Linked DNA regions of Homo sapiens: region 1 is linked to region 2. Evidence: chromatin loops called from intact Hi-C (ENCODE). Cell type or tissue: gastrocnemius medialis. All regions are shown on one strand. Each heading gives the region's core, and the rest is flanking DNA. Links, peaks and the distances in the headings are about the cores only. Region 1 overlaps NPHP3-AS1 (NPHP3 antisense RNA 1). Region 2 overlaps AMOTL2 (angiomotin like 2).

Region 1 (2,850 bases), core at 1-2,500, 1.6 Mb before region 2:
GGTTTGAGCCATTACATTTTGGTAATTTGTCTTTTCACCTGGAATAAGAAAAAATGTCTCTACATTTGATCGGGCAGCCTATAAATTGATAAACAATGCTACTGTCTTTTTTTTTTTTTTGAGACGGAGTCTCGCTCTCTCGCCCAGGCTGGAGTGCAGTGGCACGATCTCGGCTCCCTGCAACTTCTGCCTCCTGGGTTCAAGCGATTCTTCTGCCTCAGCCTCCCGAGTAGCTGGGATTACAGGCGTGCACCACCACCCCCGGCTAATTTTTTTGTATTTTTAGTAGAGACGGGGTTTCACCATCTTGGCCAGGCTGGTCTTGAACTCCTCACCTCATGATCCACCCACCTTGGCCTCCCAAAGTCCTGGATTAGAGGCCTGAGCCACCGCACCCGGCCTGCCATTTTTTTTTAAATGGGATTGGTAGAATAAATATCATTTGGGTAGAGTAGTGTGTATTTGGTCTTCAGACTATGAATCTCACAATCACTTGGGACATTTGGTAAAAATTTGGGGACCTTGACAATTTTGCATGTTTAGTTACTTCCCAGGTGATGCTTATGTACTTTAGGATCTCAGAACACTGAGACTGCATAAAAATTGTGGCTAGGGATGATCTAATTCCTCGCTACTCAAAGCATGGTCCTCAGGCAGTAGCATCAACATCACCCTGAAGCTTGTTAATCAGATTCTCACATGCTATCACTGACCTCCTGAATCACAATTTGCAGATTAAAAAGATCTCCCAGGTGATGTGAATATAGATTAAAATTTGAGAAGCACTACTGTAGAAAAATGGTTCTTAACCTTGGCTGCACATTACCATCACCTGGAGAACTTAAAAAAATAAAGACTGCTGCCTGGGCCTCACCCTAGACCAATTAGATCAGAATTTCCAGGAGTTGAGGTCTGAACATCATTAATTTTTTAAAGCTCCCCAGCGGATTTTAATCAGTAGTCAAGGTTAAAAACCAATGGTTTCACCTCGGCCATCTCATTATTGCCAACATGTGTGTGATCCCCATTGGTAACCATCTCAGTATCTGTTTACATGTATACAGATTCCTCTGTGACCTTTCTTCGCAGTTCATCATAGTGAAGGCAAATGTAATTTTGACTATATCGATAGTATTGTGCTTCAACTTTAGAGATAGACATGGCATCACAAATGGTCATAATGTCCTGATAAAATTTATCACTTTGGAATAAATGACCTGTATAATTGGAAATGCTTCATTGAGTAACAGTCTTTGAAGACAAAGGAACTCTGCAAAAGGAAGGGATTCTAGCTCTCACCAAAATTGCCAACCTTCTCCCAGGCTGTTTAGTCCTGCTCAGTTCTACCAAGTGAACTCTGACTTCTAAAGTCTCCTACTACAAAGTCTGTAAGTATGACCCTAATTTTAGGAACTAATTAACAATAGGGGAAAACTGTGATCAAGCAGCTGTGATTTAACATTTCTACCATTAGGGGTCAGTGTAACTCAGGAAAAAAATAATTTGGCTGTATGTATTAAAAAGGATCACCTTGTGAAGACGACAGTCTGGGTGTTGCCTTCATTAACAGTCATCTACACTGCCTTACTTAGTTCCCATCACAAGTAATAACATGACTCTGGAAATTATTATGAAACAGACAAGAGTAGGATCAGCAAGCTTTTTCTATAAAGGACCAAATAGTAAATATTTCAGTCTTTAGTCTCTGTCACATTACTCAATTCTACCATTATAGCACAAAAGCAGCCCCACACCATACACAAACAAATGGCGTGTCTGCATTCCAGTAAAACTTTATTTTAAAAAACTGGTGACTGGTTGAATTTAGCTCACAGGTTTGCTGACCCCTGAACTGGAGGAGTGGTTCTCAAACCTGGATAATTACCTGGGGAGCTTGTTAAAAATGTAGAGCCATGGACCCCACATCAAGTCCACCGAATCCAAATGTTTTTAAGTAGAGCTCACATATCTGAATTTTTTAAAGTTATCTTTTGATTTAGAAGCAAATACTAATTTAGGAACCATTAGGACAAAATAAAGTTAACTTTACCTCTTAGGAAACCGTAAAGTCCACCTTGTTACAATGTTTTTAGTATCTGAATAACTATCCATGGTATAAAAGATATAAATGTGAAGCTTAGGCTTAGATAATCTCTATAACTACTCTGAAAGTACATCAATGAAAGGCTCATTCCTCTGTAAATGTTTGTATTAAGGCCCTAGTGTTCAGATTATTTTGGCCAGAGAACAACCCAGCCTGTCCTAACAGACAGAGGGGCATACTGAATTAAATTGAACAAGGAAGGAGAAGACATTGATGAAAACAGTAAAGGAGAAGGAAAAGCGATAAGAGAAATGCTGGAGTGCTGTGTAGTATCTCCTAAAAAAATGTCCCAAATGTTCAATAAGTTTACAAATTCTGAAAAACTTGCTGTGACCTATTTTTTTTTTCAGGAATTGGTGAAGAAGAGGAGTTTAGTGCCAAGGTGGGTGCAAGAGTGAAACAAAGGCAACACATCCACATGCACTGGACAGGGAAATGGGGTAAGAATATTTTAAATATGGGGTATCCATTCTTTTATGAAGTATGTGTTCTAACGATAGTGTTTCCCTGGGCTGTTTCCCCTTGGGCTAATCAAATATATGGATATATAGAAGGCCATGCTTTAAGAAGAGCTGCAATGGGTTTTGTTAAGAATACCATAGCCAATATGTTTACCTGTGGTCCTGTATAAAGCATACTGCACATTTGGGATATTTGTTTAACAAATAAAGGGGTTCTATTTCTCCATAACAGCCTCTAGGATGAAAGAAGCCATTTATTTCTTATTTGCTGAGAAATGTCCCTTT
Region 2 (2,880 bases), core at 381-2,880:
GAGCAGGTCAGCTGCCTACCTTGCTGGAGAGCAGGTGGGGGGCAGGGCTATGGGCTCCCGCTAATGAACCTAAAGGCACTGTCTCTAGAACAGCATTCTGATTCAGTGGAATTTTCTGCCAGAGTGGAATTGTTCTATACGGCACCCTCCAATGCAGTGGCTACTAGACACACGTGCCACTGAGGACTGGAAATGTGGCTAGTAAGATGGGAGAACTGAATTTTAAATTTAATTTATTTTCATTAATTTCAATCTTTGGGCCACATGCAGCTAAGTACCTATCATATAGGACAGTGCAAGTTCTGGAACAGAAGGGTGAAGGCTTGAGACCTTGGCATGTGGAAGGGAGGATTCATTTACTCAGGTCCCTGGGGCAGGGCAGGGAGGACACAGAGGCAACTCAGGTTAGCTCTTGATTCATTTTGGATGTTTGAAGGCTGAGCCCAGGATGGTATCATTCTGTGGCATGGAGGAAAATACGAGGAAGTCCAATAATATTGAAACGGATGTGTTCATACTTCGCTGGCTTAACATCCATTGAGTGGGGTGTTAACATCCATTGAGGAGGGGCAGCCAGGTTGGGACTCAGGCAGGGAGGACCCTCCCCTAGTCCACCTGTGCGTTCAGTTTGCCCAGGGCCTGCATCTCATTTCAGCCTTAGCATGACTCTGTGGGGAAGGACTCTGTCTCATCTTATAGCTGGAGAATCTGGGGCGCAGGGAGAGAAGAAATATTCCCAAGGGGGTGGAGCTAACAGGCCAGCCTCAGGCCTCAAGGCCAGATCCCCAGGGGGCACTGCTGGCCTAGAAGGGCCAGAAGGGCAGTGCTGGGGGGCTGCGTGGCTTGCCTAGGAGGAAAAGCAGATGGCATTGGTGATAATGGCCACACTTTCCTAGTGTTGACTGACCCCAGATAAAAGGGAGGTCAATCAGACACCTCCCTTTGCAATAGCTACTAGGGAGCAAGGAAGAGCTGCTTGGGTTTCCTCAGCCCTGGGGGAGGAAGGGGCCGGAGGACCCAGCCCTCTGCTTCCAGAAGCTTCCTGCAGCCTTGTCCAACCTCTAAGGCCCTGGTGGGGGCTGGGAGGCTTTGAGCTCTGGCCATCCCCTACCAACAGGACCCTGATAAAACCTTGGGCCTGCGGGATCTCGGGAAGGAGAGCTCCTTAGTAAGAAATAAGTGGTCTGGGTGCGGGTGGGAAGAGGACGCCCGAAGGCCAGCGGAGGAGGGCAGGAAGGCAGGCGAGGCGCCGACGGGACCCGGGATGCGCCTTGGGCAGCGAGCGAGCCCCCACCTCCACGTTCCAGGCTCCCTTTGTGCTCACCCTCCCTCCTCCCAAAGCCGGGCGAAGGGCGCCAGGCAGCGCGCACGGGAGGGAGCGGCGGGGGGCGGGCCGGGAGCGGAACAGCTCGCGGCTCTGGAATGCCAGGCATCCAGGTCACCCGCGGCTGCAAGATTAATGGCTCCAGCGAGGAGCCAAGAACAGCTCGGCGCTCACTCGCTCCCCGGGGAGCGGAAACGCCTCCCGGCCGGCCCCCCTCTTCTCACCCACTAGCAAGCTCCCAGAAACCCGCCCCATGGCTTCCTTTCTTTGGCAGAGTCAGGCTCCAGAAGTCCGCCTTCCTCCACAGGCACCCTAATCTGCCGTGCCCTTGCAGCTTCTCCTCCCCAGACTCCTCAGGGAAACCCCAGGGCTGCCCCCTCCCCTTTCTCCCTCCTTCCCTTTGACTCCTTCCCAGAGACCTTAAGCCGCTGCCATCTCACCCCACCCAGCCAGAAGAGACCAGCCTACCTCCTGCCCCACCCTGTCAATTCCTTCAGTGCTGTGTTCCCCCATTCCCTGCCCTAGTCTTTGAACCCTCTTTGAAGGAAGATAGGGGTGCTGCCAGCCAGAGCTAAGTCCTCAAGCTGCTCCTCCATTTCTGCACCCCACACTACCCTTTGTGCCATTCACAGTAGGGTTCCTGTGAAGACTCAAAGCCATGTTTACCCAGCTACCAACCACTCCCATTCCACTTCTCTGCAAACACCTTGAACAGCACTAAAGCTCCTAGTAGGAGCTCAATAAATAACTGTTCTTAGTCTCTTCTGATTGCTAGAGCCTCCTGCTGCTGAGCTCAGGGCTCCCTTTGCCACCCACCCCATGTACCTCTTGAACTGCCCAATAGCTCCTTCACCTCTGGCTGGCTCTCCACCCCTGCCATCCCCACAGAGCCCCTCTCTCAGGCCACCGGGGCTCCTAATCACCGGTTTCTAGGGCCACCCCCGTTGTTCTTTTGCATCTGTGGGAACCTGCTCCTTTCTTAAGCTCACCACTTCCTTCCTGACCTCCCTGCCATGGTACCTTCCTGGGCCTGCTCCCATTCTCTCTTGAACATCTGCCAGTTGCTTAAAACACATCTGCTAATGAATGAATAAATGGACTAGTCAATGAACTTGCCCATTCTTCAAGGATGCTTAGACCGCCCCGTTTAGAATGCATCTGTTGGTTAAGGTCTAGGATCCCATTTTTGGCTGCCTCAGATGCCTCCACTTGGCTTGCTATGGCTCAGCTCCACCATGCCCCCCTACCTCTCACATTCCCATTGCACACTCCCGACCTTTCTGTTGCCAGGAACTCCCTGGGAAGCTCTCAGACCTGTCCTTCTCCTTCACCTCATCTGTCTTCAGGGCTACCTTGCCTCCCGCACTGCCCAATGCACTGCACTGGTGGTCAGCACCGAAGCTCAGCAAATCACTGCTCCCTGGCTTTCCCTCTTGTGTCAGCTGATCTTCTTAAAAGATACAGAACTAGATCCTATTCTTCTTTGGAAGCCACTTATCCCCACTATCCCCAGATCCAGTCTAGTGTTGGGCATACAGTGGGCAGTAAACCTGCTC

What was found. Hi-C counts contacts between places; a loop is a spot of excess contacts. Peaks named below come from ENCODE experiments on the same cell type or tissue, not always from the same donor. Only the 100,000 strongest peaks of a DNase experiment are listed, where the experiment ranks them.
Region 1: a loop joins it to region 2, with 5 times the contacts of the local background. A loop is called at or near these places in 1 of 110 quality-filtered maps.

The regions. Positions count from the first base shown.
Region 1 is chr3:132,725,039-132,727,888 of GRCh38, forward strand. NPHP3-AS1 (NPHP3 antisense RNA 1) reads left to right here. Exons shown (of 11, transcript NR_002811.2): 2 at 2,455-2,544. Among named protein-coding and RNA genes, the nearest start is that of NPHP3-ACAD11, 4.0 kb to the left of the region's middle. In gastrocnemius medialis, for the core only: CTCF peaks have their summits at 1,454 (motif pointing right) and 1,654; no DNase peak of the experiment used is centred there.
Region 2 is chr3:134,362,828-134,365,707 of GRCh38, forward strand. All of the region lies in intron 5 of AMOTL2 (angiomotin like 2), which reads right to left. Among named protein-coding and RNA genes, the nearest start is that of MIR6827, 3.6 kb to the right of the region's middle. In gastrocnemius medialis, for the core only: no CTCF peak of the experiment used is centred there; a DNase peak (open chromatin) is centred at 1,484; H3K4me3 peaks cover 1,378 bases; H3K27ac peaks cover 2,500 bases.